Regions from separate parts of the Homo sapiens genome. Here regions 1, 2, 4, 5, 6 and 7 are each linked to region 3. Evidence: chromatin loops called from intact Hi-C (ENCODE). Cell type or tissue: PC-9. All regions are shown on one strand. Links, peaks and the distances in the headings refer to the core of each region. The heading gives the core; the rest is flanking DNA. Region 1 has its middle 120 kb from the start of LINC02889. Region 2 overlaps AGR2 (anterior gradient 2, protein disulphide isomerase family member). Region 3 has its middle 100 kb from the start of AGR3. Region 4 holds the start of LOC105375171 (a long non-coding RNA gene). Region 5 overlaps LOC101927609 (a long non-coding RNA gene). Region 6 has its middle 9.4 kb from the start of AGR3. Region 7 overlaps LINC02889 (long intergenic non-protein coding RNA 2889).

Evidence for each region. Hi-C counts contacts between places; a loop is a spot of excess contacts. Peaks named below come from ENCODE experiments on the same cell type or tissue, not always from the same donor. Only the 100,000 strongest peaks of a DNase experiment are listed, where the experiment ranks them.
Region 1: it touches region 3 in a loop (2.7-fold over the local background); 6 of 110 quality-filtered maps call a loop at or near these places.
Region 2: it touches region 3 in a loop (10-fold over the local background); 3 of 110 quality-filtered maps call a loop at or near these places.
Region 4: it touches region 3 in a loop (8-fold over the local background); 5 of 110 quality-filtered maps call a loop at or near these places.
Region 5: it touches region 3 in a loop (8-fold over the local background); 11 of 110 quality-filtered maps call a loop at or near these places.
Region 6: a loop joins it to region 3, with 8 times the contacts of the local background. A loop is called at or near these places in 5 of 110 quality-filtered maps.
Region 7: a loop joins it to region 3, with 3 times the contacts of the local background. A loop is called at or near these places in 56 of 110 quality-filtered maps.

What each region holds. Positions count from the first base shown.
Region 1 is chr7:17,679,206-17,683,752 of GRCh38, reverse strand. No RefSeq gene overlaps it. Among named protein-coding and RNA genes, the nearest start is that of LINC02889, 120 kb to the right of the region's middle. In PC-9, for the core only: CTCF peaks have their summits at 2,481 and 2,683 (motif pointing left); DNase peaks (open chromatin) are centred at 2,682 and 3,492.
Region 2 is chr7:16,799,127-16,803,613 of GRCh38, reverse strand. AGR2 (anterior gradient 2, protein disulphide isomerase family member) reads left to right here. Exons shown (of 8, transcript NM_006408.4): 2 at 1,811-1,956; 3 at 2,231-2,294; 4 at 2,411-2,463; 5 at 3,797-3,870. The coding sequence starts at 1,818. Among named protein-coding and RNA genes, the nearest start is that of AGR2, 3.6 kb to the left of the region's middle. In PC-9, for the core only: CTCF peaks have their summits at 2,171 and 2,374 (motif pointing left); a DNase peak (open chromatin) is centred at 2,363; H3K4me3 peaks cover 675 bases; H3K27ac peaks cover 207 bases.
Region 3 is chr7:16,980,290-16,984,836 of GRCh38, reverse strand. No RefSeq gene overlaps it. Among named protein-coding and RNA genes, the nearest start is that of AGR3, 100 kb to the right of the region's middle. In PC-9, for the core only: CTCF peaks have their summits at 1,834 and 2,038 (motif pointing left); a DNase peak (open chromatin) is centred at 2,016; H3K27ac peaks cover 872 bases.
Region 4 is chr7:17,369,987-17,374,533 of GRCh38, reverse strand. It overlaps LOC105375171 (a long non-coding RNA gene), which reads left to right and starts at 2,688. Exons shown (of 4, transcript XR_927074.3): 1 at 2,688-2,817. RefSeq lists an enhancer at 1,875-3,074. In PC-9, for the core only: no CTCF peak of the experiment used is centred there; DNase peaks (open chromatin) are centred at 2,153 and 2,733; H3K4me3 peaks cover 418 bases; H3K27ac peaks cover 2,800 bases.
Region 5 is chr7:17,232,375-17,236,921 of GRCh38, reverse strand. All of the region lies in intron 6 of LOC101927609 (a long non-coding RNA gene), which reads left to right. Among named protein-coding and RNA genes, the nearest start is that of AHR, 64 kb to the left of the region's middle. RefSeq lists enhancers at 2,051-2,310, 2,461-2,510, 1,616-2,815. In PC-9, for the core only: no CTCF peak of the experiment used is centred there; a DNase peak (open chromatin) is centred at 2,251; H3K4me3 peaks cover 505 bases; H3K27ac peaks cover 1,531 bases.
Region 6 is chr7:16,889,088-16,893,634 of GRCh38, reverse strand. No RefSeq gene overlaps it. Among named protein-coding and RNA genes, the nearest start is that of AGR3, 9.4 kb to the right of the region's middle. RefSeq lists a silencer at 1,976-2,270. In PC-9, for the core only: a CTCF peak has its summit at 2,113; DNase peaks (open chromatin) are centred at 1,564 and 2,094.
Region 7 is chr7:17,531,010-17,535,556 of GRCh38, reverse strand. The region is part of intron 1 of LINC02889 (long intergenic non-protein coding RNA 2889); the gene reads left to right. Among named protein-coding and RNA genes, the nearest start is that of LINC02889, 26 kb to the left of the region's middle. In PC-9, for the core only: no CTCF peak of the experiment used is centred there; a DNase peak (open chromatin) is centred at 2,346; H3K27ac peaks cover 1,458 bases.

The sequences.
Region 1 (4,547 bases), core at 312-4,311, 700 kb before region 3:
TCTTTAAAGGTCCAGCTTAACCATCACATCTTTTCTTGGAACCTCTTCTTATCTCCATAAAACGCTGTTTTATGTCCTGACATCCCACCTCCCTTTATATATTCTTTATGGCTTGTATTGCAAGCTTGCATTGTAGTTACACATGTACACATATAACTACATGTGTGTACATGCTTTGGTCTTCTCTGATGTCACACAAGGCCATTAAGAAGGGCCTATATGTATTTTAATTTCTTCTAGAAAAGCCTAGCTCATTGTGTGGCATACAGCAGCATTCAGTAATTTTTTTTAAGTAAATAAGTGAATACCCGAGCATCCAAAGCCAGCTGTGTGTGTGTCTGTGCATATGTTAGCAGAGTATGTGTAGTCTAGGATCCACCAGATATAGATGTAATACCTTCAAGATCCATAGAAATGGAATTGACTTTGTGTGAGAGAGCTAGGTCTTATGGCAGCTTTTGGGACTTAGAAAGTTTCTGTCACAGAAATGGTTAAAGCCAAGGCTGTAGCAGTTTTGAACAGTTTGGGAGTCTTTCAGACTCGCCTAGAGCCATAGTCCTCAATGATGTCCCCAGGGTAGCTGTATCAGCATCTCCTGGAAGTTAGAAATGCAAATTCTTGGACCCCATCCCATACCTACTGCATCCACAAGTCTGGTGGTGGAGCCCAGCAGTCCGTGTTTTAACCAGCCCTCCAGGTGGTTCTGATACACACCTGAATTGTGAGAACCATCGGCTTAGAGAAAGTTCCAGGAGAGCTTCTGTTCAGTCTTGATATCTCTCGGCTCAGCTACCAAATAGGGCTTTTATAATTACAGAATGATTGAGTGTAAATTCTGTGAGAGTGAGGGGTCACAGCATGCAATAATGCTTGCTCAATTTCAGTGCATGAATCAACGGATGACAAATTAAGAGCCTAATTTGAACTTCCATCCTCATTTGGTTCATTGTGAAAAACTGCTGCTCATAACAGCTTGACAAGTGAACAATGATGCATACATCTGAGCAAAGTATGCTGATGTGTGAGAAGTAGCAGCAGCTATCAGCTTCCTATCAGCTGACTAGTGAAGGTCATAGTGGGACTAATATCCGATGCTAAAGGAATATTCTTTGAGTCTGAGTTGCCTGAATGTCCCCTGTTTTCTTTCTTGCTTTTTCTTTTTAACCTTTTAAAGAGATGGGGCCTCAGTCTGTTGCCCAGGCTGGAAAGCAGTGGTGTAATCATAGCTCACTGTAGCCTTGAACCCCTGGGCTCAAAGGATCCTCCCGCCTCATCCTCCCAACAAAGTGGTAGTACAGGCAAGTGCCCATTCCTTCTTTTCTGATCTCTCCTATTTCTTGAACACAGTGATGTCCTAGTGTTTAGTTACACTACCCCAATACAGCAATCAGTGCTGGTTCACTTACCCAAGATTTATTTTTCTTTTCTTGCATGCTGGCAGTACCCGTTTTGTGCCAATGTCCACCTCTTCTCCACATGAGTCAGATCTGATTTGTCAAAGCCAATTATGATCCTTCCGTTCTCTCAACAGTGACTTGTGGAGGATTGGGCAGGTGACCCAGTTCTGGTCAATAAATTGTGAAGGCACATCTGTTGGTATGTTTCCGTGAAAGCTTTTTCTCATTTTTAAATAAGAGATGCACAAGGGGAAAATGACCCATTCTTTTGGACTTTGGTGTGTCCGGATGTGGTGCTTGGAGCTGAGACAGCTTTCTTGGCATGCAAAGGCATCTTAGGCAGTCCACTGCAGACAGCAAAGTTGAGAGAGTGGAGGGAACCTGGGCCCTGATAGGGTTGCTGAACCATTGAATTAACTGGAGCTGCTTGTATTGGAACTTTTGTTATAAGAGTTAATAAATCTCCTTCAGCCAAGAACTTATTAAATATTAAGTAATTATTATATCTGTTTCTTTCCCTTTATTTTGAAAATGAAAAGGGAATGGTATGATGACATCTCTAAATTTCTTCCAGCCCTAACGATTGGTAATTCTTTGCTTGAAGTGGTTCTGTGGAGTTTCAAGATGCGATGCTTTAGCAGACATGGAATCTGGAGGGGGTGTGCAAACATTGCCTGAGTTAGGGTCGTTTGTGTGAGGTCCAGGAGGTAGAAGCAAGGTAAGGCGGTGCAGTTGAAGCATGAATTCCTAGGGACAGCCGAAGTGCTATGTCCTAGAGCACAGCAAAATCAGAAATCCATAGGAATAGCCAGACATTGAAGATAGTAGCTAGGAATCAGATATAAAACAAATTAGAAAAATTGTGATGAGATTTGCTTGCCAGCAATCAGAGCTCATGGCATGTGTTTAGCCTAGGGCCCTCTCAAGGTACCAAGCATGGATGAAGGGCCAGCAATCTCCTTGGGGACATTACCAGCATCTGGAATCCTTTGGCTACCCAGGTTTACTGAATTTCCTCCCTGGTCATTCATCCCGTGAGCTTCTATGCTTGGCCTGCTGCGTTTCACTGTCTCTGTCAACCTCAGGCAGCTGCTTTTCTTTCCTTTCCAGTTGTCCCTTTACTGAATATTTTCCAAATCTACGTTTCAGTTCTTGGTCTCGAGTGCATAGTAGTGCAATTCTTCAATTTTTTGATGTCCCGAACCTTGGAAAACAGATTTAGGTCAGCCACAAAATACAATAAAATGATGTTTACATTGGTTTCTCACATTTTTTAATCAACATTGCCACCTAGTGGTAAAATAATCCTTAAAACTGTGCACAATTATTTTCATTTGGGTTTGGATATTTGATTCAATGTCAAGGATCTTCAAATGGTAAAATTTTGAGCAAGAAGAGACCACAATGATTATTCATTTAAATGTATTGTTTTACACCTAAAGAAATTGAGGCTTAGGGAAAGTCATATGGTAACCAGTGTCTTTTAGGCTCATTAATTATTGCGCTAATACGGTAGGGTCCTCATTCACAGACTATCACTATTTTCCCCCCAGAAATTCTTAATTATTTCCTCTTGAGGTTTTGGTTGATCACTCAGTTTTTCTCCCTTAAGTTTTAAGATGTTCTTACTCAATTTAGCTATTTCCTGGTGGTAAGTAAAAAACAAAACGAAACAAAAACAAACAACAAAAATCAGTTTCAAATGAAGCAAGGTTGTGTATTACATTCTCTCTTTTTGACACATTTGTTTTGTCTTTTTCTCCCAAGTCTTTCTCAAGATGTGTCAATCCATGAGCATGTCTTCCTTTCTTGTGTACATTTAAATACAGGAAAAATATTCTAATACATCCTGTGTTCCATCCAGTCCAGCAGTATTTACACAGTTTTGGGCAGGTCTAGGGTAGAACCAGAGATTCTGAATTCACACCAAGCTTCCCAAAGATGACAAAACTCCTGTTTTGGGCTCACACTTTAAATTGTAAGGCTTTATAGAACAATGACTACATCCTTGAGAACTCAAAATCTTTCTTCAGAATGGATGAGTAAACCGTGTGTTCTGTTTGGGCAAATGAGGAGCACAAGGGGAAATTCCTTTGCCTTAAGCAACGTCTCCGCTGAAGTGGCTAATTCCCTTTTTGGCTGCCATGGGGGTCATGTGCCCTGTGAAACTGCTGCTGCTTGCACTGCTTAACGAGACAAGGTCAGGGAATTTCCCTGCACTCTGTGATGACCATTGACCCTCTCCAGGGGTCCGTGATAACCGGGTCTGGAGAATGCCCTCCCAGGACATTCCAGGAGTGATCCTAGGCTAGGCAGTTGTATTAAAGTTCTAAATTTGGTTGCACATTGGGATCACCTGGAAAGCTTAAAAACATACTAATGTCTGGGTCCTGTCCCTGGATACCAGGGTTTTCAAAGCTCCCCAGGTAATTCCAATGAGTAGCAAGCCTGAGAACCACTGGAAACCTAAAGGCACGTAATGGGCCAAAGGACACCAGCTTGTCCCTCCCCTCCTCTCCTTTCTCCTTGTCACCAGTTTATTCTGAAACAAAGACTTCAGGATGCTGCTGGAAAGGGAATTCAGCTCCTAGCAGCTCTGGCTTTATTTACCCTCTCAGGCCCCTCCTCCCTCCTGCGCCCCAACTGGATGTGCATACTTTTTGAGGCAAGTCCAGTCCCTTCCCAAAGTTCCTAGGGTGGCCTTCATAATGCATTTTATTATGTCACACCCACCTGCTCTGCTAGGCCAGCCGAGGTCATGTGATAAGGCTGCTGCATCCCAAGGAAAGGGTTTCGGCTTTTACAAGGACAAGTGCTGGATCAGCCTGATCTCCTGGGAGTTATGAATCAGATGGTCTGAATGTCCTTGCGAGACTTGTGGAAAGAGAAATGTTATCCAGGTTTTTCCTTCAGAACTTTTCATAGGCGATCCTGGGAGCTCTGACCTAGAACTGAAATGACTTTTGATTTTGAAAATAATTAGAATTAATTTTGTAAGGCTGCTTCTCTCTCTCTCTCTACATATATATATGCTTCTAAATATATATATTTGTAAAATACAGTAATCTATGGGCTAGAAACTGTGATAAGAAGCTATAATAGAAATTTACAGTTAAAGAAATGATGGATAATGTGGGATTGTGGTTAAAG
Region 2 (4,487 bases), core at 1-4,000, 180 kb after region 3:
AGACATTTTGTGCTTACATACTATGGATTAGTTAATCATTGGTCAGTTAAATACAAAACATCATTTCGATCTGGTAGCTTAGCAACACTTAAAAAAAAATCAGCTAATGCTTAGCAAAGGTTTCCACTCAAGATATTAGATTATGAAAAACTTCCTGCTTAACAATAGTAATTCCTTGCAGAGTTTATTTGACTTCATTCAAAACCATTCACCAATACTAGAGTTAGGTGCCGGGGTTTCATATTTCCTTTTTAGCACTTTTAGTGTTTGGTTTTATCAGAATCCCAAATCTCCAGCCTTCCATGTTACGGCCCCGTGGACAACCTTAGTGACTTGCTAGAGCAACTCACTTTGCTCCCTCCCTCCCTCCTCACTCACAAAACTTATCTTGCCATGTACTTTCCTTTTCATAGGCTTTAGTTTTTCCTGGGAATCAACTGTGGCATACCAGAAAGAAAAAGTAATTTAACTAAGATATCAGCTAGGCGTGGTGGCTCACTCCTGTAATCCCAGCACTTTCGGAGGCCAAGGCAGGAGGATCACTTGAGGTCAGGAGTTTGAGACCAGCCTGGGCAGCATGACAAAACTCCATCTCTACTAAAAAATACAAAAGCATAGCCAAGTATGCTGGCACGTGCCTGTAGCCCCAGCTCCTTGGGAGGCTGAGGAGGGAGGATCACTTGAACCCAGGAGGTGGAGGTTGCAGTGAGCCACGATTGTGCCACTGTACTCCAGCCTGGGCAACACAGTGAGCCCTTGTCTCCAAAAAAAGTAAATGTAAATTTTCTTAGCTACTAGAGTATGTATATCTATTTTCTCAAAATATATCTCTATTTATCTATTTCTATATAGATATATATATCTATATAGATAACTCTATATCTATAGAGATCTATATCTTTTTGTCTTTATCTATGTGGATCAATAGACAGCTATCCATACTATATACAAACAGTCCCAACTTACAGAAGTTTGACTTAATTTTTTGACTTTATGATGGTGCAAAAGCAATACACATTCAGTAGAAACTGTATTTCAAGTATCCATATAACCATTCTGGTTTTTACTTCCAATAGAGTATTCATAAAAATTACTTGAGATATTTAACACTTTACTATAAAATGGGCTTTGTGTTGGATGGCTTTTCCCAACTTTAGGCTAATGTGAGTGTTCTGAGCACATTTACGGTAGGTTCAGCTGTGGTGTTCAGTGGGTTAGGTGTATTACGGTAGTTCCCCCATTATCTGTGGGGGTTATGGTCCATGACCCTCAGTGGATGCCTGAAACCGCACATTAGTACCAAACACTACATATGCTATGTTTTTTCCTATGCATACATATCTATGATAAAGTTGAAATTATAAATTAAGCACAATAAGAGATTAATAAGAGCTAATAATAAAACAGAACAATTACAACAGTATCTTATAATAAAAGTTAGGTGAATTTGGTCTCTCTCTCAAAATATCTTATTGCACTGTGCTCACTTATTTTGGACGCGGTTGACCGTGGTTAGCTGAAACCGCAGAAAGTAAAACCCTGGGAAAGGAGAGACTACTCTGGATGCATTTTGACTTGCAATATTTTCAGTTTACAATGGGTTTATTGGAACATTACTCAATTGTAAGTCAAAGACCACCTGTATTCTTAGGAAAATCCCATGGAACAGAGCTATTTACGCCAATCTCGTATGTCCAGTCTCAGCAGAGCCTCAGTTTCTGGTATATTCCACCGTTGTGGGGCAACCTGCAGACCCTGAAGACTGCTAGTTCAATTTTGTTTACTGATTTTGGTTGGTTTTCCATACTAGAGTTGCCATGGAGAAAATTCCAGTGTCAGCATTCTTGCTCCTTGTGGCCCTCTCCTACACTCTGGCCAGAGATACCACAGTCAAACCTGGAGCCAAAAAGGACACAAAGGACTCTCGACCCAAACTGCCCCAGACCCTCTCCAGAGGTAGGAGTCAGCTTCTTGTTGGCTTCCAACTGCTACTTAATTGGAAAAGATTTCCTCTCTCTTGGTGCTTAAACCTGGTTCTAACCTGGTGCCAGGTTATTTTTGGTTGTGTTCCTTCTAGACTTATCACTGTTTATAATTATTTCTACTTTCTCCAGGGGTTTTTCTTCTTCTTTAGTATAGGGTCTATTATCCCAGTCTTTACCATTGCTTTTCAACAGCTTTGGGTCTGAATTTATACAAGCTTCAAATATACTGATTCATTTCATTCTAGGTTGGGGTGACCAACTCATCTGGACTCAGACATATGAAGAAGCTCTATATAAATCCAAGACAAGGTAAAGATCAGGATTACTCAGAGCTCCCTCAAAGCTCTCAAGAGCACCACCTAGTGACATCTAGATATATGTGAAATCTTACTCATTAAAATTTGTCTAATCTCTGTCTTTTAAAGCAACAAACCCTTGATGATTATTCATCACTTGGATGAGTGCCCACACAGTCAAGGTAATTTATTCTTCTAAGTATGATTTCCTTTATAGGCTTTTAGCCTTAGGGCCAGGGTTCAGATCACTCATGTTTGTATCTTTAGAACCACAGTTGCATTAAAGAAAGAATATTTTATATAGTAAAAACATATTTAAAAGTGACTTCAAATATCTCCACATTTTGTGATAACCATTGGTACATATTTTGAAAAACTAGTTTTAGGATTCATCTTCAACTTCTTGATTTCTCTTACAGTCCACATTCAATACACCAGCAAATACTGGCTTTATCTTCAAAATATATCCTTAAACCAGCACCAGCTTCACAGGCATGAAGCCTGTGCCATCTCACAGGGCCCCAAGCTTAGAAGGTTCCCAAACTTGGTTTAAACTTGGCTATCATTGTCTTAAAAGTCTTAGTAATTCTTCAACAAGGGGCTCTACCCTTTCATTTTGCACTGGGCCCAAATCCAACCACTTCCTATTGCCTCCATGCTACTGCCCTGGTCCAAGCCCAGATCAGATCTTGTCTAGACTACCATAACAGTCACCTAACTGGCCACCCTACAGCCAGTCCACACAGAAGCCAGAGTGAGGCTGGTAGACATAAATCAGATTCCATCACTCACGTGCTCAAGTGGCTTCTTATCACAGAACTAAATCCAAATTTCTGATCACAACCTATGAGGCTGACATGATCAGGCCAATGGCTATCTCTCCCTTCCTACCACTCTCCTCTTGCTTTCTTCACTCTCTCCAGCCTGGCCTTCGTGCTGTTCCTCCCACAGGTGAGCTCATTCCCACCTCACAGCTAGTGCTTTTGCAGTTCCCCCTGCCCACAGTGGCCTACCCCAAAATGGACCACTCCCTCACTTCAACGTTAGCTCCTCAGGAAGATCTGCCCTGACCACTCACAGTTTTTAAACCCTTTGCTTTGCTTTATTTTTCTTCAAAGTACATATCTCTACCTGAAAGTATCATCTACTTATTTCTTTGTTTATGGTTTGTCTCCCACACAAGTATGTGAGCTCTGTGAAAAAACACATGCTTTTTTTTGTTCACTGCACCATCCCTAGTACAGAACACAGTGCGTAACACATGGCAGCCATTCAATAAATATGAGCTGGAGAAAAAAATGAATTGATGAATGAATGGATGAATGAGTGAATAGAAAGCAGAGGTAGTCAATGCCATAGATATTACTTCACTAATCATTTGCTAAAAGGCCAAAGTAGAATACTGTATTTAAAATGCAATTCAATAAGTAAATAAAATGCAATTTAACTGAAAATTGAACAAAGCTTTTAACCAATGCTAAGATGGATGCTTAATGATTTTTCTTTATATTATAGCTTTAAAGAAAGTGTTTGCTGAAAATAAAGAAATCCAGAAATTGGCAGAGCAGTTTGTCCTCCTCAATCTGGTTGTAAGTTTCCTTTTCATCATTACTAACATTTCTCTATGGCTCATTACTTGAAATGGATGATTCATTTTTCCTATACATCTTAGTTATACTGCATTAACTGGGATTGCTTCCAAATATCCCATCTCATAAATTAGAGAGAAAAAAGATATTTCGTTGTATTAATAATCCATTTGGTGTGTCTGTTTTTATTTAGTAATTAATCATCTTAGTTTGTCTGAAAAATTATCTCCCGTAGTCAGAATTTTTTCTGTTGCTGGAAGGTTTTTGTTACTTGCTGTGCCTGTCCCTCTATAGTCCTGGCTTCTCTACACCCATTCTTAATCCTGGTCATCTCTTGGGAAGAGACAGCTCTCTGGCTTTCCAACTCTAATCATGCCTCTTGTGCTTTAGCTTCATGCATTCCCACCTTACTTCACCACTACCACCCCTCACGGTGCTCAAGCTTTCTGTCTCGGCAAGTTCTTTTTACTGTATACAAATGTTTCATTTTCCTTCTAAAAGCAAGCCAACAAAAAAATGACTCTACCTAATCATATGTCCTTTTGAGCCCTCCGGCCCTTCCTCTTCACAGGTTGGCTTCCTTAAAGACCACTTCGCACCAGTAGTTCTTCCTTGCC
Region 3 (4,547 bases), core at 368-4,367:
TTCAAGGGCTGCAATATTGAGTGTAGATGTGGGTCTCTAGAAAGGTAAAACTAGCATAAAACCATTTTGAGAGAAGCGGCCACCCTCTCTTCAGATTACATCATTACACTTAGCACACACCAGTCTCAAACATGAGGACTCTCAGGCATTACCCCGTAACTACTGTCAAGCAATCTTTTCTATACATGGCCTAGACTATGATCCTAGCTTTTCCCTTTTAAAGTCCCCTCCACAAATAAAAACAAAAGGCTTTGTACACTACCCACTTATTAATTCCTACATGTCAAACAACAGTTTACTGTCCTAAATGCATGATGAATTAATCTCACAAGACACTGGGTAGCTGTGTCAAGCCTATTGCTATGGCACCCAAGAGACAAAGATTTCTGAGGTTGTCAGTGGTAATGGATATAGCAACAAATAGAAAGCACTTTAGTACTATACTGAGACTTTGAGACAACCAATAGAAAAAGCAGTTAGAAATTCAGACAAGCCTGGAAGCAAGGTGAAGAAATCCTGAGAGAACTATGTAGAAAAACAGAGACTATAATTACAGAATAAAAGGGCTTTTTTTCTGGATCATATTTTATTACCACCCCAAATGAAGCTCATAAAAATACAGAAATTTAGAGAATGTACACAAGCTTAAAGTGTGAAGAAGTGGCAGTATCTATATAATATTACTATATAATCAGGAGGTAGTTGTGGGAATCCTTAAATTTAGAAACTTATTTTGTTAATTCTGAAGATATTTTATTTGAGTGGCTTTCCAGAATTAAAAAAGAATAATAATTAGGAAAAATTGTGGTAAGAAGTGATAAAGAAAAAATATTGGTAAATATTTTATTCACTGGGTTACATTATGAAATTTTTCAAAGAGAAACAAACGTATGTCTGGATTCTGTACTAATAGAACCAAGTCTTGAATCACAGCAACATAAACCAACACCTGAGGACCAAACTATCTTTATAGAGAAGTAGCAGAAAACATGAGACAAAATCTGGATAGAGAAGTCAGATCATATGTTACACTCCAAATAAGAGTCTATTTTCAATGACCAAAAATAAGAAATAGAATAAAGTGATATGGTTCTTAAAACACCGTTAAGCTCTACAGAAAGAGCACCCAATATATTAATGGACTGTTGATTTTAGAACAAACAATTGTTGAAGTCTCCATCTATACAACACACAACTGTCCACAACAGGTACTGCCACCTATTTAATAGTATTAAAAATATGTTGGGTACCTGTCTACTTTGAGCTAGCTCTAAGAAAATTACCCAAAGTCACAGGGCATTCTCTTCCAGTTGCCCAACCTGTTTAAAAGTGGCTGTGAGCAGGTGGGGATAAAATTATGCTCTTACTGAACTCATGCCTCTCTGCATTTCCCACCCAAGTATGATTTCAAAGCATGTGAGAGTTTGTGTCTTTCATTTGCTCTCCTCCCCAGATAATTAAGATTTCGTTATATTTAGGAAAACTGCCTCCTTGGTCCCTTGTAAATTCCAGGAACTCTAATTTAAGATCAAACCTCTAAGGAAAAGTCCACTCATTTGTAAAGCCTTTTTTGTGTGTATGTCTTTGATAAAAAGTCTAATTGGCTCCATTTCTTTTTGAACATTTTGTTTATCCACCTAATTATCCTGGGAAAACTGACATGTTTACCAAGTTAAACTAAACAATTACACAGTAGAACAGACCCATAAAACAAGGACCTCAGGAGGAGCTGAGGATCTATTGGCAACTGGTTTGAGTTTGTCTTATTTTAAAAACATATCATATTCAGAGAATTAAATTCTCATAAAGGAAAGAGTACATCGTTAAGTGCAGCTATTAAGGCAAAGTTTGTTTTATGAAGTACGTGATCATGGTAGGTCCATGTAAATCACCATAATTAAAATGCAGTAGGCATTCATGTATTTAACAACATTTACAAGCTTGTTTTAATCTATCTTCTTTGAATTCAATCAGCAATTTATCTTTTAGATAGTTGATGCCCAGACTTGCTGCAGCATAGTGTCCTCTGCTGGTCACACTGAAACACTGCACCATGAGGAAAACAGAAAGGAAGGTTAAAAAAAAAAAAAAAAAAAAAAAAGAGTGACTGCGAGGGAATGGAAAAAGGAGAGAGGCAGAAAGGGAAGAAAAAAGGAAAGGAAAAGAAAGTAAATAAATATGTTAAATTGAGACATATAATCTTTAACCCCCAGGATACGGCGCACATTAAAAATATAGTGTGTTTGCCTCATAGTTATGGTTGCTTAGTAAATTGAGATTGTGCTTTCATTGGAAAGAAATGTTTGTCAGACTTGAAAGATTAAACAATAATATTGGATTGAAACTGTTCTGAAATTATTTTCTGGTGATGTCAAATTAATTTAGAAGATTTTCAAAGTTAAGGTGCTCAAAAATTACCAATCATCAGAAGATGCAAATCAAAACCACAATGAGATTACCATCTCACACCAGTCCAAATGGCTATTATTAAAAAGTCAGAAAATAACACATTGGCAAGGTTGGGGAGAAAAGGAAACACAACACAACTGTTGAGAATGCAAATCAGCTCAGCAACTGTGGAAAGCATTTTGGAGATTTCTCAGCGAACTAAAAACAGAATTGCCATGTAACCCAGCAATCCCATCACTGGGTATATACCCAAAGGAATATAAATCATTCTACCAAAAAGACACCTACACTCATATGTTTATTGCAGCATTATCACAATAGCAAAGATATGGAATCAACCCAGGTGCTCAGCAGTGGTCACTTGGATAAAGAAAATGTGGTGCATATATACCATGGAATACTACAAAGCCATAAAAAGGAATGAAATCATGTCCTTCACAGCAACATTGATGTAGCTGGAGACTATTATCCTAAGTAAACTAATGCAGAAACAGAAACCAAATACTGCATATTCACATTTATAAGTAGGAGCTAAATATTGGGTACTCACGGACACAAAGATGGGAACTACAGACAATGGAGATTTTAAAAGTGGGGAGGTAGTGACAGGAACAAGGGTTGAAAAGCTACCTATTGGGTACTATATTCACTACTTGGGCAACGAGATTATTAGAAGCCCCAACCTCAGCATCACACAATATACCCAGGTAAAAACCTGCACATGTACCCCCTTGAATCTGAAATAAAAACAAAAATTATATTCAAAAAAAAAAAAGAGGGAAGTTAACTGTCAATGAAATACAGTGACATCCTCTCCTTCCCATCGTGTCAATCCCCTTCCCCCAGACCAAGATTTTCACATTTTAATGGACATCAAGAACCTCCTAGGGAGCTTGTGAAAAATACGAATGACTTTTGCTCTATGGTTAAGGATTCTGATTCACTGTACTATAAACTTCAGAATATTCATTTTAATATTTGCCTTTAGAAGACAATGGTGCAGATATTTTATTCCCCTCAATTAGAATACAAGAGCCACTGTGTACCTGGCCTCTTTGTTCAGGTTACTAAGAACCCCAACCTCAGTGCTCCAGGAGGGTTTATCTTATCCAGGTATTTGCATGTCATCATCATCATCAACAATAACCATATTTGCTATAATTTATCAAATATTTCCTATGTATCAGGCACTATATTACCATTTTCCTTACATATTCATGTTCCTTAGACAGTTATGGCTTTGAAAATGCCTCTGCTTTCTTTAATATCAAATTCTGCATGAAAGAAAGCTAGACCATACCTAGTACATAACTGACCTCAACAAATGTTAGTTTTGCTTCCCTTTCTCCATGTTCGTTGTTATTTTAGATTGAATAATTAACTGTAGATTAACTATATCAAGATCCTTATTAATATTGACAAACTCCTTGTTGTTTTCCATAATTGCTCAAAGGTCAAGTTTCATGGAACACAGACATGATTCCCTGATTTCGGAAGAGATTTTAATTTTCTTCAAAACATTTTGAAAACGTGTTTTGATAGCATTAATAATGTTCAAAGAACAACTGGGAACATACCTGCATTCTCTGAAATGCATTTGTTTGTGCCTCATTCTGCTTTTCCCTCTCTCTGGTACGCAGTTACGTGTCTGGTCAGTTGCCTCTGCATTCTTTGTGTGCTAAGGAGTGACAGCAGACAAACTGATGCAATTGCATTCAAGTTGAACTGAATTCCTTTATTTCATGTCAATATAGAACCTGATTATTTCTCAGTAGCACCATTAAACAGACATCAGCAGGTTTTGGGATAGAATTATTTCATACCACTTTATGTAATTTATCTAGCACATGTAGGGTCATGTGTATCTCATAAAGCTGGTACACTTCAATAAGAAAAAGGAGTTAGCTAGTAGAATGAATAGGAGCCCAGAAGAAGTTACCAAATTGAATTGATGGAGACTCATTTAGGTGCAAGTTGCATAAATTTACTGAAACTGGCTTAAAGGGAGAAAGGTATCTTTATCGGCATGTGTAACACAAAAATCAAGGAGTGATACAGCATTAGGCAGGTTAGATTCAAGTTCTACAAAGATGTCCCCAGAAAAGTTGCTTAATCCATCTATCAGCTTTCTTTTCCTC
Region 4 (4,547 bases), core at 280-4,279, 390 kb before region 3:
GGGGCTGGTGTGATTGCACAATGGTCCATTGTGCTGCTGCTCTTGGCTGGCCCTATTTTGGGCAGCTCTAATGAGAGTTGATACACTTATAACACCTCACTTTGTCAGCTTTGTGGCTTCAGTCACAATTCCGTGTTAACACAAAAAGTTTCGTTGACATTACATTACATTAATTTGTGGTCAGCCTTGAAAGACTCTTCTGATTATTTTTGCTATGTAACAAATCATCTCAAAACCTAGCGGCAGGTAACACCACCATTTCATCATGCTCACAGATTCTATGGGTCAGAAACTTGGACATCGCAAGGCAGGTGTGGTTTATCTGTGCTCCACAGTGTAGCAGCTCCAGCTGACTTGATTGTACTGGGCAGGAATTATCTGGAGGCTTCTTCATTTATAGATCTTGCCTGGGCTGGAATGACTTGAAGGCTGGCTGCAGCTGAGACTGTCAACTTTAACACCTTACACCTGGGCTCTCCACACGGCATGGCCTCTTCCTCATACCTTCTGAGCCTCAGGATAGTTAGGCTTTTCACCTGGCAGCTTGGGGCTCTGGGAGTGAATGTTTATTCCACCTGACATCCATGGTCTTTTCAGCTTCTTGGTTTTTTCTGTCCCTACTTTGGACAATTATTTTGCATAATTTCTGCTGAACTGTAGTGGTTAAAAACAGTCACAAATTTCCTCAAGAGGAGGAGACCAAAAGCCCCACAAGTGCTTTTTAGCCTCAAGGATAAAATCCATTATTACGTTTCCTTCAAAGTATATAATTACCATCTTAATAACTGTTTAAATATTTATTGAATAAACTGGTAGAGCCAATTCATTATATAGTTTATAATGGTTTTTATACCTGTTGGAAGATAAATACAACTGTATTTAAAGTGCACTTTGCGGTTGGGCGCGGCGGCTCACACCTGTAATCCCAGCACTTTGGGAGGCCAAGGCGGGCGGATCCCATGAGACCAGGAGTTCAAGACCAGCCTGGGAACATGGCAAAACCCCGTCTCTACTGAAAATACAAAAATGAGCCAGGCGTGTTGCCACGCACCCGTAATCCTCGCTACCTGGGAGACTGAGGCATCAGAATCGCTTGAACCCGGGAGGTGGAGGTTGCAGTGAGCCGAGATGGTGCCACTGCACTCCAGCCTGGGTGACAGAGTGAGACCCTGTCAAATAAATAAATAAATAAGTAGTGCATTTTGCAGTGCATGTACTGTTACAATCTAACTGAAGTATTTTATTGTTACCCCTGCTTAAAGCAGTATAGATGCATAACTATGTCTGTTTAACTTCATTCCATAGTGAGACAGAGACACTTGGTTTCAAACATTTTTCCTTGAATATTACTGTGCAAGTTGTGCTAAAACATAATAAAATAAATAAATAAATAAATAAATAAATAAAAAATAAACAAAGTGCCCTTTGCTTAGCAAAGAATGCATCTAATCAGGCTCATTCAGGGTGGTCAGAGCAGGTTGCTTATGGAGAAGAGATCCACGCCACACTCTGCTTTCAAACAGCTTTTCATCAATAGATAGCATTGCTTATAAATGGGGTCTGGGAAAAAATAATGGCCTCAGTCAAGCTAATCAATTTTTCTAGATAATAATCCAAAGTGAATGTTGTATAGTATTATTACTTACCAATGTCTGTGATAAGTACAGCCAAGTTTGGGGTTTTCTGGATACTTCTTTTAGTTTTCCTTTAATTTCCAGGGAGCAGGTTATAATTACAGGGCCTTTCAGTGATGTTTTAAGGATTATTTTCATCTCACTGCTGCGTTTCTTATAAAAATGGAAAGTCCCAGATTTGTATTGGCAGATTGGATTAAAATTCATCACTCGCTGCATTTTTTCCAGGTCTATTTCTTAATTACTTAAACTGATTTAGGTAATTAGTTGGCTCTGTACCAATCCTTTACTAAGTTTAGTTTGAGTTTTGTTTCAGTGTTGTCATAGGATGAATAATGGCCTCTTAAAGACAGCCAAGTCCTAATTCTCAGAACCAGTGAATATGGGTACCTTGCTTTGTAAAAGAGACTTTGCACGTGTGATTAAGTTACAGATCTTGAGGTGAGAGATTATCCTGGGTTGTTGGGTTGGGCCAATGTAATCACAAGAGTCTTTATAGGAGGGAGGCAGGAGATCAGAGTGACTCACAGCAGATAGAGGCAAGAGGTTGGGATGACATGAGAATGAGGTCAAGAGCCACAGAATGCAGATGGCCTGAGAAGCTGATGGAGGCAAGAAAAGAGATTCTTCCCACGTCCCAGAAGGAACCAGCCCTGCCAGCACCTTGACAGTAGCCCAGGGAGACTGATTTTGGATTTCTGACTTCCAGAACTATAAGAGAAAAAATTCTCATTGTTTTAAACCATTCAGTTTATGGTAATTTGTCACAGTAGCCATAGGAAACTAATACAAACATTGACGTCATTCAAGACATACAGCTGTACATTTCATTTGATTGGTTGAACTATTGGGGTTAATATTTATTCCTACACCAAGTATCTAAGTTTACTTCATTGCTGTCAAAATGCAAACTACTGTTGGCTTAGATTTTATTGATGACTTGAGAAAATGTTATATATGTTCATCTATAAGGAAACCACTAAGTTAAAATTCAGAATTAAAAATCAGATAGAGTGGCTAGTCATCTTACTAAAGGTTGTTTTGTTTAGGCAAATTTGCTGCATGAGTCATAAATATCATGGAGCCACACTAAAACATTTCAAAAGTGAGTCAACTTACAAAACTGCAATTTGCTTCCAAACTCTTCAAGGACATCTATTGCATAAAGAAATCAAGCAAGGAAGTAAGTAATGAATGTAATGAACATAATGAATACTTAAAATCCATTCAAATTCTCTTAAAAAATTTTTTTAAGCGCAAAGGGCTGTAAAATAGGCTTGGCATTATTAGCCAAACCCTTTTCCTTAGATTCTCCATTTGTGCCCAAATGTACCGAGTTATTGTAAAAATAAAATAGATAAATTATGTGGCGGTGCCTAGATTAGTATCTGGCACATGGTAGGTGTACAATAAATATCAGCTGAGTGTGAATGGAAGGGGTGTTGGCAGCTGCGTAGCAGCAGATCTTGTTCATTGGCAGGTGATGGATGCCACCTCCAGCTTAGAACTGAGAGAATGCCTTTTCCTCCCTTTCAGTAAAAAAGAGGATAGAAAAGGTCCCTTCACTCTGGCCCTGTGCCAGGGCCTCCAGTTATTAATATTAGTACAGTAAATAACTAGTGTCTGCATGACATGTTTTCAGGCTGTCACATCTTAACAATGTTAGAGAATCTGTGAACAAGAAGTGAATTTTGAAGTACTTAATATGTGTTTTACTTCAGAGTTCCCTTAACAGCAAGACAACAGATCTAAGAACAAGTGGTTATTTTAGTAGATCACTTTTGTTCAGCATTTAGGCAAATACCTGATTGATTAATTGCTCTTTCTCTCTTCTTTTTGTCAGTTAAATGTTAGTAAAACATTCTCTCTCAAAGTGATGTGGAGTGTATTGTAAGCGGACTTACTGTCATTGACTGTACACATGAGCTGTTCCAGAATTTAGCTACATGGCTGAGAAGCCATGAGTAAAGAATAGGAAACACTTTTTTTTTTTTTTTTTTTTTGAGACTAGGTATCCCTCTGTCACCCAGGCTGGAGGAGTGCAGTGGCACGATCACAACTCCACTGCAGCCTTGACCTCCTGGGCCCAAGGGATCTTTCCACCTCAGCCTCCTGAGTAACTGGGACTACAGGAGTACCCCACCACATCCAGCTAACTGTTTATTTTTTGTAGAAACAAGGTCGAGGCTGCAGTGAGCCATGATCGTGCCACTGCCTGGGTGACTGTGAGACTCTGTCTCAGTGTGTGACCCCCAAATGCAGTAAAGCTCTCTTTCCAATCTGAAACTATATAAATCAATGTTTTAAGCTAGTTGTCCTTTCCAACATAGTATAAATTATTTTTGTAGAGGAGTGATTCTCAACCAAGGGAAATTTTGTCTCCTAGGGGACATTTGACAATGTTTGGAGACATTTATGTTTGTCACAACTGGGGGTGGAGTGCTACCAGCATCTAGTGCGGTGAGTCCAGAGATGCTGCTAAACAACCTTCTGTGCACAGGACAGCCCCTGCAACAATGACCCCAAACATCAGTAGTGCCAAGGCTGCGAAACCCACGAATAAGCTCATGTAGGGAATGACATGGGTTAGGGAAGGGAGCTTGTTATGAGCGAAAGCTAGCAGTTGTGTTCCCTGTGAACATTTTGCTAGTTGCCTAGCTGCAATTTCGCAATGTCGATTATTACTTAAGAGGAAGTAAAGCATGCTCAGACTGAGTGGGAGATGCAGATGTAAACTTTCTTAACTATGATAAGGTTCCTCTGCCAAGGACACTTAGAAATATGATTTGTGCATTTACAGAAATACAAAACATTTAAATGATCCATCTTCTCAGTTTTACTTTATTTCTGAAGAAAGCACTTGCATGAAATTCTATTCTTTTGCTATTCTTAGGCATAGCAAAAGAATTCTTT
Region 5 (4,547 bases), core at 330-4,329, 250 kb before region 3:
GGATAACTCAGCTCTCTTATTTTTCTTTAAAAAATATAGATGGTCCCTTTGTTTCAAAAAAATAAAAAAAAATGTTTGGCTTGGCACCAGTATCTTCTACTCAACCACTTATGTCATGAGCAACTGAATTGACTCAGCTTCACATGTCAATCTCTGTTTTCCCCTGGTGAGTGTCCCAGAAAGTTGGGATGCAGGGGACAGTGATGCATTTAAGCAAAAGAAGAGCAGGTTCAAAGTGATGGAAGGTGATGATTGAGGAAAACAAAAGTTTTTAAAAACTTATGAAAAAGTTCAAGCACATATAATAAGAGATAGAATAATATACCCACTTTATTTTATCTCCTCCCACGTTATTTTGAAATAAATTTGAGATAGCATATCGTTTCATCCACAAGTATTTTCATATATACGCTAAAGGCAAAAAGACTCATTATGACAAAAACAATACAATGAACATACCTTCAGAATCGAAAAACATGAACTCACTTAACATTTTTGAGCCTGAGGACTTGCGAAACAATGAGTTTTGATGCTCTGAGATCAGGGCCCGAGATGAAGGAGTGTGGTGGCATTAACATGTGAGAGATGCCAAAGTGAAGGAAATAGATAACATCACCCAGGAATTTAAAAGGAGGCAAACAATGGAAGAATGAGTCTGTAGGGACAAATCTGAGTAAAGGCCATAGGTACTCTGAGTCTGGATGACATGAAGATCTGTGAGGGCTGAAGGAGTCAAGAAGTCTCATTTGTGAACAGAATGTGACTTCAGTTGGGCCTTAAAGGAGGATAGAATTTAAGTAGGCAGTGGTTTGTGTGAGGTAGTTCATATGAGGCAATTGGTAGGAATAGTTGCATGGAGTTCGAATGGTACAAAGGCTCACCTCACAGGAAGGAAGGCAGTGGTGAGAAACGAGTTCACCTAGGTATGGGAGGATACCATATACTTGTATAAGCCCAGCATTTGAATTTCATTCACCATTTCAGTAAATGATGATTGAATGTTTGTATCATACCAGACACCCTTCGAGGAGCTAGGGATACAACAATTTACAAGATAAGCCTTCTGCTCACAAGAAGCTTTAGATTTAACGTGTGTGTGTGTGTGTGTGTGTGTGTGTGTGGTGGGGGGGTGCATATAAGCAAAAATACCACAATTATTATAATTCATTCAATAAACACATATTGAACATATTCTGTAGGTCAGGCACCATGATGGGTGCTGCAGATACAATAATAAATAAGTCATGGTCCTCAAGAAGCCATTGAACTATTAAAGAGTTTTGATTAGGTCCCTGGTGGCAGATGAAAAGCATTATTTTATTTATTTATTTATTTATTTATTTATTTAATTATTTATTTGAAGACTGAGTCTTACTCTGTTGCCTTGGCTGGAGTGCAGTGGCATGATCTCTGCTCACTGCAACCTCCACATCCTGGTTCAAGCGATTCTCCTGTCTCAGCCTCCTGAGTAGCTGGGATTACAGGAGTGCAACACTACACCCAGCTAATTTTTGCATTTTTAGTACAGATGGGGTTTCGCCGTGTTGGCCATGCTGGTCTCAAGCTTCTGACCTCAGGTGATCCACCCACCTCAGCCTCCCAAAGTGCTGGGATTACATGTTTGAGCTACCGCACCTGGCCAAAAAGCATTTTTAGGGGAGGTTTTTTCTTTCTCCTTGTACACGCAATGAAGTAAAGGACAATCTGAGCCTAGATAAATGAAATGGTAAACCTTGATATAAGGTAGAAGCAACAATTGTGGAGATAAAGGGATTATATAAGAGATGTATTTGTAAAAAAAAAAATGGGGGAATTGAGTAACTGATGAACATAAGTCTCAGACAGAGTGAGAGAGAGAAAATGTATGAGACCATATTTGTTCTCTTTTTAGGTGTCTGAAAATTTGTTGTGACTAACATTTTAAATGTGACAATGTCATGAAACATTTTTCTGGGGACATCAGATTTCTTTGTAGAAAGGGGACTTCCCCATTGCCAATACCTTGACTCACTTATCTGTTCCTCCTCAGATGGGGAGTGAGTGTCATCTTAAAGCAAGCAGAGGTTTGTTTTGTTTGGATATCAATCTTAAGGTCTACTTGGAGCATCCAGAATGTTTCTTAAACGATTGACCAAATTGACCAAAGATGTTACAGTTTCTGAGGTGTCCACTCAGAGTCAGCAAACACTGCACAAATAAAAAACAATCGGTAAATTATTTCCAAGGATTGGAAACAGAAATCCTCAGATGATTCACCGATGACTCAGTTTTCTGTGTATCGCTTCTACTCTACTTGTTGCCAAGGGAACTTGGGGCCTACTTCCTACCACACGACGGCTATAAAAAGTACCAGCAAAAGCCGCAGTAGAGTAACTTCTCTACTCTTTTATTAAAAATGGCTAACGGACTAAATGTCAGTTACATAAGAAAGATTTAGGTTTGTCTGTGAAGGTCATATCTACCGGTACCATGAAATACTGAGAAACCACGTTGTTACTCTTTTTATCTTTCATTTGCTTTTAACTACACTGCTTTCTTTATGCGGGGCATTTTATATAATGTACCTAACATGCCAACAGAAATTGTATGTTCTTCATAAACTCCAGACCAATGTGCTTTTGCAGTGATAGAAGTGACCTGTGAAATCTGTGTCAACCTCAGAGCCAGGGTAAGATACCGTCATCACACTGCCAGCCTGCCTGCTTCTCTGGGTCCTTGTGGCAGGGGAAGGAGATGAGACAGGGAGTAGGAGAGAGACTGACTGCTACAAAGGGACCTGTGCAGCTTCACTCTTATAGCCACTGTCTGTGTGGATCTCTTTTGACAATCATCTTTTATCAAGCAACATAAAAATATCAGTACTATTAAGTATCCATAAGAAGGCACCAATCATGAGTGGATATTTCCATATATAAAACCTAGGTTTCTTTCCTTTCAATATGTGCATTGAGTTCAATTCTCATCTGGAAACAGGGAATGAAAGCCGCTTGTATGGATAGTTGTCAGGAAGACATATACAGGATATAAGTTAAAAGCACAGACAAGCATGTTCTGTGTTTACAGGGGGCAGGAACTCTCTCAGCAAGAAGTCCTGGTACGACAAGACAGTTAAAGGCATTCCAGGAATATACTGTTTTCATTTGGCTGTGAGTCTTCCTAGAAAATGTAAAAGAAAGTTTTCCCTGTTAAGATAACACATTTTCTCTTTATGGTTTCATGAGGGCAGAAGGAAGCTCTCAGCTGTTCTTACATAAAGCCTTGTCTGAGAGGTATGGGATGCCTGATATTTTTTATGCTTAGATTTATATAACATTATAGCTCTTCTTCTCTTTGAAGAGGCAATATGGTTGAATAAGATCATAAATTTAAATTTACTATTAAAAAGTATTAAGTATTATGTGTAATACACACTGATTTTTCTAAAATGCAAGTCTGATCTTGTCATCTCTTTCTACCTTAAAATTTATTATAGGTCTCCTATTTTTTAGAACATTAAAATCCAAGCTTCTTATGGGATGCAAAGCACTTGGTGGCCTCATCTCATTGTTCTTCTTTGTACTTGAGCATCATAGAGTTAGTTACTTGTAGCTTTGAATTCGTATTATTTTTCCACACCTCTGTGACTTGGTGCATAGGCTTTAATAAGCCTGAAATGTCTTCCCTCTCTTCCTATGTGATTGATTCCTATTTATCCTCAACACAAAATTCAGATATCGCCTGCTGTCTTGAGTCTTCACTGACTTAAAAGCAGTTCTTATGTAGGACCTCTACTCCTGTTCATATTTATGATGTTGCCTTTATAATGCTATATTTTGTCTGTTTCATCCTGTGTGCCTGTATTTTTTCTTTTTTTATACTGCATAATTCCTGGGATCCAGATTCATATTTCCAAAAAAACATCATTGTATTTCCAGCATTTTACACAGTCCCTGGCATATGGTAGTTGTTTATAACTTTTTGTTAAAGATCTTCCATTTTGCACCTTATGATAATTGTTAGATAAAAATCTAAAATAATGCATCACTAGAAAATGTAACATAGTAAATAAACATTGCATATGTGTGCCTTATAATGCCATGTAGAAAAGAGTGTGCTCAAAATTCCTTATTGGATAAAGAAGCAAAAGGTCATCGTGACATAAGTCTGATGCACGTAAATTAAAGAGTTATTTGTTCAACAAAGAACAGCAATAACAAAGTCTCCCAAAATCTGATGTCAGGATTAGCTGGTGAAAAGATTAAGATGTGTTTTTTTTTTCTCTCATTGTCCCAATACCTCTCAATGGAACCAACAAATATCTGCTGCAATGTCTGTTTCTTAAAAATTACCTGTTGGGCACCATGTACACTATTCAAGTTGATGGGTAGACTAAAAGCCCAGACTTCACCACTATACAATTCATTCATGTAACCAAAAACCGCTAGTATCACAGAAGCTATTGAAATTTTAAAAAAAATTAGCCTGCTTCTTAGCCAATCACTACTGAAGTTCTGCAACAGGCCTATCAACCAAGACGTATGAGATAAATTGCTCATTCCACCTACTGT
Region 6 (4,547 bases), core at 314-4,313, 91 kb after region 3:
ACCTTAAGAATTGGAATTTTTAAGACATTTGAACAAAAAAAAATACATGTAACAATGAAATAGAGAGAAAACCCCTAAGTAAAAGTGGCCAAACAATGAGAAATAGTGGAATTAAAAGAAAGTAATTTCACATAATAGTAGAAAAATACAGTTCATCGTGACATCAATATGTCTCTGGTATTGGTGAGACAAGGTCCCCAATCATGATGATAATCAGTGATTGTTACAGTTATAGTGCCAAATATTAATAACATGTTCATATTTTTAAATTGTATGCTCCATTCACACTTTTGTCAGTGAACACTTGGCATAATTAAAACAGCGTGGCACAGACACATTGAGATATACATAGGTAGTAGTCCTCTTTCTTTCCATTATAAAAACAGCAGTTTTAATGCATGCAAAGATTAATATAACCCAGATAATTTAGCTGTAAGTTTCGTTCTGAATCACCAAGAAAATGGTACAAGTATTCAGAAGAACAGCTTAAATAATTACAGTAAATTCAAAACATTACCAAAATCACTGGTCTGAAATCAGTCATAGGTCCGTTTCTTCTCAATGAGAATAATCTACAGAAAACAAAAATATCAATCAAGTATCAAATAAGAATTAGGTAACTACTATGGGCTCAGTAATCTAAGCACTGCATACGATGTGAAAACACCTTGAACATGAAAACTGCCTGCTCTTAGGCCCTTGAAATCCAGTCTTTCTTCTTCAACAAATCTACATGAAACAGTTTACATATATTGCAAACTGGTGCATTAATTCTCATGTAGAGCAAAGGAAAAAAATCAGGACACTTTAAAACAAACTTTGTCACCAATACTGAGAACCCCACTCCTATCCCCAGTATCAGTCTACTAATTCCTGGGATCACCAAGGTAATGTAGTTATGTTAGACACGAGTCTGCCTTTCTGAATCTTCTGAGCTGTATCTGCCTCTTGATGCCCATCAGAATCAAGGCCTTCATCACAGCTTGAAAAAAGAAGATGTAGACATGTAAAGACCAAGCTTCTCTCTGCATATTTCATAAAATTTCCCTCCATGTGGGACCTTCCCATCACTAAAGCAATGTAAAAATTAGCAGCCCAGACCATTATCAAGAGGGTAATGAGAATGAACTTTGATACTTGTACTTGGAACCTAAACCAGAGATCTTGTGGGCTCTTGATAAGCCAAGTTATATATACACAGGCTGATATTCAACCAATAGATACTGGTACAGTCATCCCAGTTATTAATATGTCAAAGTACTTCCCTCAGGAGTTGATAAATAGGTACTGCAGCAGTTGTTCCCCATCAGGTCCTCCCTACACCCATATGGAGCACCCTTATTTTCCCCTGGAAGCCCTAGCCATCGCTAGATTTAATTCATTGGTACCTATGCTGCATCAATTGTTAGATATTCTGAATCTATTCCAATAGTGTGTGCCAGTTCACACACATAAAAAGATATATTTAATATAATATCCCTTGGGAGGATGGACTTTTCAGTTCACCCAGTTGCCTAGCAATAAATGGAAACATTAGTTGGGTCCCCTGCCCTCCAGCTGTTTGTAGATATTTTGCTTAAGTAAACAAATGTGACTGTACCTGGTAATTCTACTCTTAACACACAAATACCAGTAACCTGGGGTTCTTCACATCTTTAAGCAAAGAAACTTTGGAAACACCTGATAAAGTTTATAATTGAAGAATATTTGAAAGACAACTTAAGCTTTAAGCATTAAGCTCATTAGAAGAACTAGACTTAGTGATCTGGTCCAGTAAAATTCTCGTTTAGAACCTATTAGGAATATTCTGCACTGAAAATCCTTGGGGGCCTCTATCAGTTCTATTATCTATTAGGGGAAGAAATACCAAGATGTGCAAAGTGGTTAGGAGTTGTTCCTAGTCAATGTCTTAGGAAAATGAATGCAGCTGTCATACATATATTAAAATTCTCCTTTTTCCCCATGGCAAGGTGGATAGGCAAATCATATCACAAGTTCTTATCCAGGAACTTTGCACCACAATCTAAACATGTCTCTTTCCTCTACCATGTTCAAGTTTCACTTCACTGCTAGGTTGCCCGCTCTGCTTTCCTTTGATTGTAGTGACATCTAATGTCAGAGTCAGAGAGTAGCTCAGCTCAGCTCCTGTTCAGTTTCCAAATTGACTCTTCAGGTTGTAAACCCACCTCCTCGGCAGACAGACAGCTCACTAGGATAATTTGTTGGGCCAAGTAAAACATGAACAAAACTGAATTAAACTTGTTTAAATTGAAATGCAATTAGTACTTGAATCATGAATTTTCAAAACTGGCTCCTTCTCCTCTTGAGAGAAGTCTACCCTCTAAAAAATCATGTTTTGGGAAAATACCTAATACATCAGTCCATCTTATTGCTAAGAGAGTTTTCTCACTAGTTCCTGGGCTTAGTGGGCTCACTTGAATAATAGTTATATAATAAATAAGAGAAGCTAATATTTATTGGGAACTCATCAACTATCATTTTTTAAATACTCATTTATTTTCTCTTCCAAAAAAGGGAGCAACTTGACCTTTGTATTTGCTGTCTTATCTTCATTAACTACCAAAGAGCCTGCTCTAGGGTAGGCCCACATGTTTGGGAAGGTACTGCCTGCTTTCTGTCACTTTTCATGTTCTCTCACATTTCATCATTACAACACTTCTGTGCGATAAATATTATCAACATTTCTATTTGCATTAGTAATTTCTCTGTGGTCATGGTGGCTACTGAGCAGGATTGGAACCCAGACATCCTAGCCCCAGAATAGAAGGACCACTGGAGGCTGGATGCTCAGGGCAAATGGCCCCATGATCACTTCTCCTCGCATAACTAACAAGTCATGACAATTGTTAAGGCAATGACAACAATGTTAGAGGAAGTATCACAAAAGGTGGGATTGAAATCAGTGGTCACACTGTGAAGTAAGGTGTGAAAAGAAAATTCTCTTTTCGTGTTCATGCTTGACTAGAGAATCAATTCCTTGTCATGATCCCCTATGGGCCCACTCCTCCAGATGCCAGAACCTGTCTACTCTCCTTCTCTAGGACTCCCACTCTTAACTACTATGCATACTGACTTCCATAGTGGAAAGAACACAAAATTTGGGTTCAAATGATCTAAGTTTAAGACCAGGCTCTGCTACTTACTGTGAGTTTGGACAACTCACTCAACCTATGTTAGGTTCAATTTAAAGTGGAGTAAATGGTAGCATTCTATACAAGATGCCAAACTCAGCCCACATTCTTCTATTTTGAATATAGTAAGGAGACAATTATACCCACTTGGAAATGACAGATAGATGTACTTAGTCAAACTGAAAATTCAAGAAATCTCTCTAAGACAGCACAGACAGATGTGAGGACTGACATGCCCATAATCTAATACGTATAAAAGACAGCCTGCAGGGCTTAAGGGAAGGGACAGCACCTGCCTCCAAAAGGTTTGCAGTGGGGCCTGAAAATAAAGCTAAGTCATGCAATGATTTGTGGGAGAAATTGTTCATTCTGCTGGCATTTCCAGGAAGTACAATAAAACCTGGAGTCTTCATGCAGTGGGGAGCTACAAAGGCAACCACAGTGTAAACCTGACAAAGGTGCTGGCTTAGGAAATGAGGTCACTCTGGAGGTTTAATAGCTGGCTAAACCCCTTACAGAAGCATCTTATCATACAGATATAAAAACAAGATCTGTAGTCATAAACAAAACAATTTGAAGCTAGAAAAGAGGTTTCAAACTGAAAAGTGTGATTGCTAACTTTTTTACTGTAATGGGAACAATAAAGAATAAACTGACTACTACAAGGATCAAATCGGTTAAAAAAAAAAAAGAGAAATTCAGGCCTCTGTGGAGGCAGACTAAAGAGATGCAAATTATAAAGGACACATAGATAATAATGTCAGATTTCCAATACAGATGGTCTTACTACGGTTTGACTTATAATTTTAACTTTATAATGGTGCAAAAGCCATATGCATTTAGTGGAAATCATACTTTAAATTTTGAATTTTGATCTTTTTCCAGGCTAGTAATATGTAGTAGCAGACTCTCTTGTGCTGGGCAGAGGCAGCGAGCCCCAGCTCCCAGTCAGCCATGAGATCTGGAGGGTAAATCAATACTCTACAGTGCAGTGTGTTGCCAAACGATTTTACCCAGTTGAAGGCTAATGTAAGCGTTCTGAACACATTTAAGGTAGGCTAGGCTAAGCTACAATGTTCAGTAGTTTAGGTATATCAAATGCATTTTCAACTTGCAATATCTTCAACTTATAATGTGTTTATCAAGATGTAACTCCACCGTAAGTCAAGGAACATCTCAAATCTGGAAAACAAGTTTTACAGAAATAAAGAGTTGATCATAATGAAAATCAATAACCAGCTAGATGATAAGAAGAAACACTTCTAGAAACTGAACACAGCCTTGGGTGTTTATAATTAGACACATTTATTGAGTCTTAGGCAAAATTAAGAAGTAGCAATTTATATTTTATAATACCTTGATGAATTTTTTAACCAAAACACTTCTATTTTAGTC
Region 7 (4,547 bases), core at 324-4,323, 550 kb before region 3:
GCCAGTGCTGTCATATTTGTGATTTTAAAACAACTGAAGTATGAGATTTTCCTCCTTTAAAATCTTTCTTCCAAATAAATTATTTTAATGACTATGGGCATGTTTCCTATATAAAATGTGCCTGGCCCATGGAAGTGTTTAATAAACTTCTGTGAATGAAATGAATACGACATTTTTTATTTGAGAATTCCTGCTATGTATTGTATCTGATGCCACAATTTCAAAGGCATAACTTGACATTCTGTAGTTTCCGGAAAAATATTTTTGTAATTCCAACAGCTACTCGTGACAACACCTGCAGTACCTGGGTGGTGGGGCTGAGGTTGTGAGACCCTGCCTGTTAAGGCATTTCAAACCAGTATTGAGGCTATATGTAGGACTTGGACATAGTCCTGGTACAAATTATTTCCCTCCAAACCAAAAGAGTATATAAATTCAAACATGTTCAAATTGATTTATGTGCCTGATATTTTAAAAAATGAATATTTCAAACTCTTAAAACTGTCCATTGTGTTTCATTTTTGAGGAATGAGCCTTTAACACTAGCAAAGATGTTTCCTTAAACATGTCAAATCTCATTCTATATAACAGTATCAGATGAAAAGGGACTTATATTTTATTCATTTAGCAATGTGTCTGCCATTTTCTGAGGTGTGTGGGCGGGGGGTGGCTTGTGGGAAAGATAGAGTGTTGACCAGTGGTGATTTCAATTCCTAGAAATGAAAATGTTGCTAGCTTTGGAGACAAAACCATCTTGGATTAGAGACAATCACCAGGATTGACACTATTTACACAAATGTAGTCAGGCACCCACCATCAACCTACCCAAAATCTAAAATCTGTGAGGTAATATTCTGTCTGAATGCGGATGCTAGGTCCTGGTATATTATATTTCCAGTTCAATAATGTGAATTGGAGGTGAAGGTAGTTTGACTGTGATTTGAATAACAAGAATAAATAAGTGATTTCCTGGAAAGAAGAGATTGCATTGGATTGCAATGAAAAGAAAATTATTTCAGATGGATTAAGCAATACTTTGGGGAATACACTGTAGCCACCTTTGACAAGGCGAGCTTCTTCTACTTAATCTTCCAGTTCTTCAGCTGTATGTAACATGATAGGCAATCTATTATTTTGTTCAATCTTTGGTTTTTCATAATAACATCGTCACCTGTTTTTCTTAATGATTTTCCTCTTGTTTTTGTTTCTAGTATCTGCTGTATGAGAACATTTTATATGCTTACTCTCAAATTTTATTTTTGATTTAATAATTCTGCTTTTTCCAATAAACACCTTTTATGGTTTGAATAGTTTCCCTTCCAAAACTCATGCTGAAATTTAATCTCCAATATAGTGGTGATTACCTCACCTCCAACTGAGAGATGAGGTCTTTGGGAGGTAATTGGATCATGAGGTCTTGGCCCTCCTGAATGGATTAGTGGATTAATGGGTAGTGGGTTTTAATGGGTTATCATGGGAATGGAACTGGTGGCTTCACAAGAGAAAAAGAGCCCTGAGATAGCACACTCGGCCCCCTCACCATGCGATGCCCTGTGTGGCCTTGGGATTCCTCAGAAAATGCCCACCAGCAAGAAGGTTCTCACCAGATATGGCCCCTTGACCTTGGATTTTTCAGGTAAGGAATAACTAAGAAATAAATTCATTTTCTGTATAAATTACCCAGTTTTTCATATGCTAAGCAACAGAAAATGAAGTAATACAACATATTTTTTTCTTTTAATGATTATACCCCTAAGATGCTGTATTGCAGCTCCCTTTAAGCTCATGTTACCCAAGGCACGATAGTTGCTTAGACAGTAATATGTGTGAGGATGACCCTCTTGATGAGTTTAGTTGGTTTAGAGATGTTGGTAGTGATTTTTCCCTAGAGGTGCCTTTTAAGAAGACCGTTGGGATGGAGTAAAGGACAGAGTGGGAGGATGGGAGAAGGACATGCTCAGGAATGGACAGATTTGCTTATTCCTGTTGTTAACTCTTCACCTTCCAGCCAGGCCAGAATTGTGCTCCAGGTATATTCAGCCACCTTCAGTGGGCACTGGATGGGCCCTGGCTTTCCTGTCTTGTGGTGGTGATATGTAAGGCAATGATGTGCTCAGAGGGATGCAGGAGAGAGAAAAGGACACACAAAAATCGCTCTACCCCATCCACTGTGTCTTTGAATCTGGAGGGTTGCCTGAGTCATAGTGGAAGAAGCTGGAAAGATGGGAGACAGGCGAACAAGAAAGCAGTAGCTATTGGGTGACTCAGGAGTGTGGTCAGTCCTTGTGTATGGCAAAGAACAAGGAAGGAGATATTTGTGCAACAAATATCACCACTTCCTGGTCCTTCCTATCAATAAATCAGTTCTTGAAAGCACTCCCTCCCTATTCTTGTATTCATGACTCTTACCTGAACAACCTAATTCACCCTGCCAGGGACAAAAAACAATTCAAGAAACCTTTTCTTGGATCCTTGCCTTCATTGTGCCATGGTCCACAGGAGGTTGTATAATTTATTAGTGGGCCTTTTGTGTTTCATCATTTATGTCCCTGTCTGATGAGTAACCCATTTTATTTTTTAGGCAGCTGATGTGGCAGTTGCATCAACAAGCAGCTATAAAAACTAAGCATCTGTAAATCCTTTTGATAAATATTTGTGAAGTTTCAGAATCCTCATGTCTGATCAGTGTAAATCAGCAAGCAAGACAGTCTCCTAGGAAAGCCATTTGGAGACACAGTAGTGCGTTCTGACCATGGGAACTTCCTCATGAGGGTCAGGGATAAGAAACTCATGAGGTCTTCAGCAAAGATAAATTAGCCTTCACAGAAGCAGATGCTTCAGACTACTGATACTAAATTTTACTGGGTCAAACATTGAAAACCTCGCTTCTGAGCAAGGAGAAGTTGGAGGATCAAAAGTCAGGTTGAAGGGGGCAAAATAAGAGTCCATAGAAGACGTCCCTGCAGTTTGCCGTCCTCATTGAACAGAGGCAAAATTCTACATGATGTGGAAGAAAATTTTAAATGGGGTTTATGTAAATTTGCAACTATAAATAAGCAAGGTAAATAGACTTTAATATAGATATACCCTTTATGATATTTTCCTGAATTTTGAACATGGACAAAAAAATCCTCCCCCCCGCAATATATTTTTCACTTGAGCAATGCCTAATATTACCTGCTTTGTTCACTAAAAAGATATTAGAAAGTAAAATCCCAACTGGATCAACAACCTAATGGGCTAGACTCCGCAGTATAAAATTAGAAAATAGCTTCATTTTTCTCCTACCACTTTTGCAAACCTCTCTGTTAGATATTCCTTCCTTTTTCCTCATGATATTTTATGGTCACTTTCAGTTTCATTTTTTTCAGGTATTAAAAGCGCAGTCTGGTCTAAACTAAACTTGTGATATCAAGTTTAAAGCTTTTCCCTTTCTTTTGGGCCTGACCTAGAAGGTTGGGCAAGAGGTGTGGTGAGTCTCTCCTCTCTTTCTTGTTCCATATCCTTCTGACATGAAAGATGTCATGGTGGTGATGTGCCTCTGGATCTTCCAGGGCTAGATGGGACAGAGGATTAAGACCTATTAAGACCTAGAAGGCAAAAAGAGTCTCATGTACTTAGCTGGTACTGTTTGTAGAGCTTACTTGGCTGTCATGGGCTCTCTGTCATGGCAGGCTCTTTCTTTAATAGGGCACTATCGTGGGTTTCCTGGTCATTTCCTTGCTGCAGGAGTTGCACTTTCTGGTGAACCCATTTCCTTCTGCTCTTTTTGCCTGTTGTTGTTATACCTGCCACCCCACAGTTTGACTTGCACTGGGATCACTCAGATGTGCGAACAGCTTGTCTGAGTGAACTTCTTTCAAGGTTACTCAATCCCAGTGGTCTTCTATAGTCTTCCAACACTGGGAATCCGGGCCACTTTTGAGGAGTTCATCATTTTATCTAATTGTTACATCTTGGAACAGGTTCAGCTTCTATAGCCCAGGAAGTATGATGGTAGCAGGGGGGCGTGTGTGAGAGAGATTTTGGTGAGAGAGACTTCAGCAGTTTCTGCTCATCCAGTCATGGCCTGTAAAAGGCAACATTTATGCTGGTGGAATGAGGCATAGGCCAGCTGAAGACATTTACATTGTTGTAGTTCAGCATCAAACCCAAATAGCCAAATGAAAATTTCTCAACATTTGAAGATGACTTTTGGAGACAAACTGATGTATTTTAAGACTCAAATGAATCTGAGATGATGTCCACTAACTACCATTCAGAATCCACACAGGGGTTCCTGACTGGACCAATGAGAGTGTTTTGGTTACAAAGGAGGGTTGAGAATGTTTTTATCTGAATGTGCCTGTAGGTGTCACCAAAGTAAATGACTCCTTTACCCTTGGTTTGATAACGGGGGCAAAAAAGTAGAGTAAAAAAATGATATTTTGTAAAGCCTACAGGGGTAAAAAAGTAAAGTAAAAAATGATATTTTGTAAAGTCTGTCTATGTTGTTACATTGACACCACAGAATAGCAGCAACAAGGTCATTCACAGTAAAGTCTGCA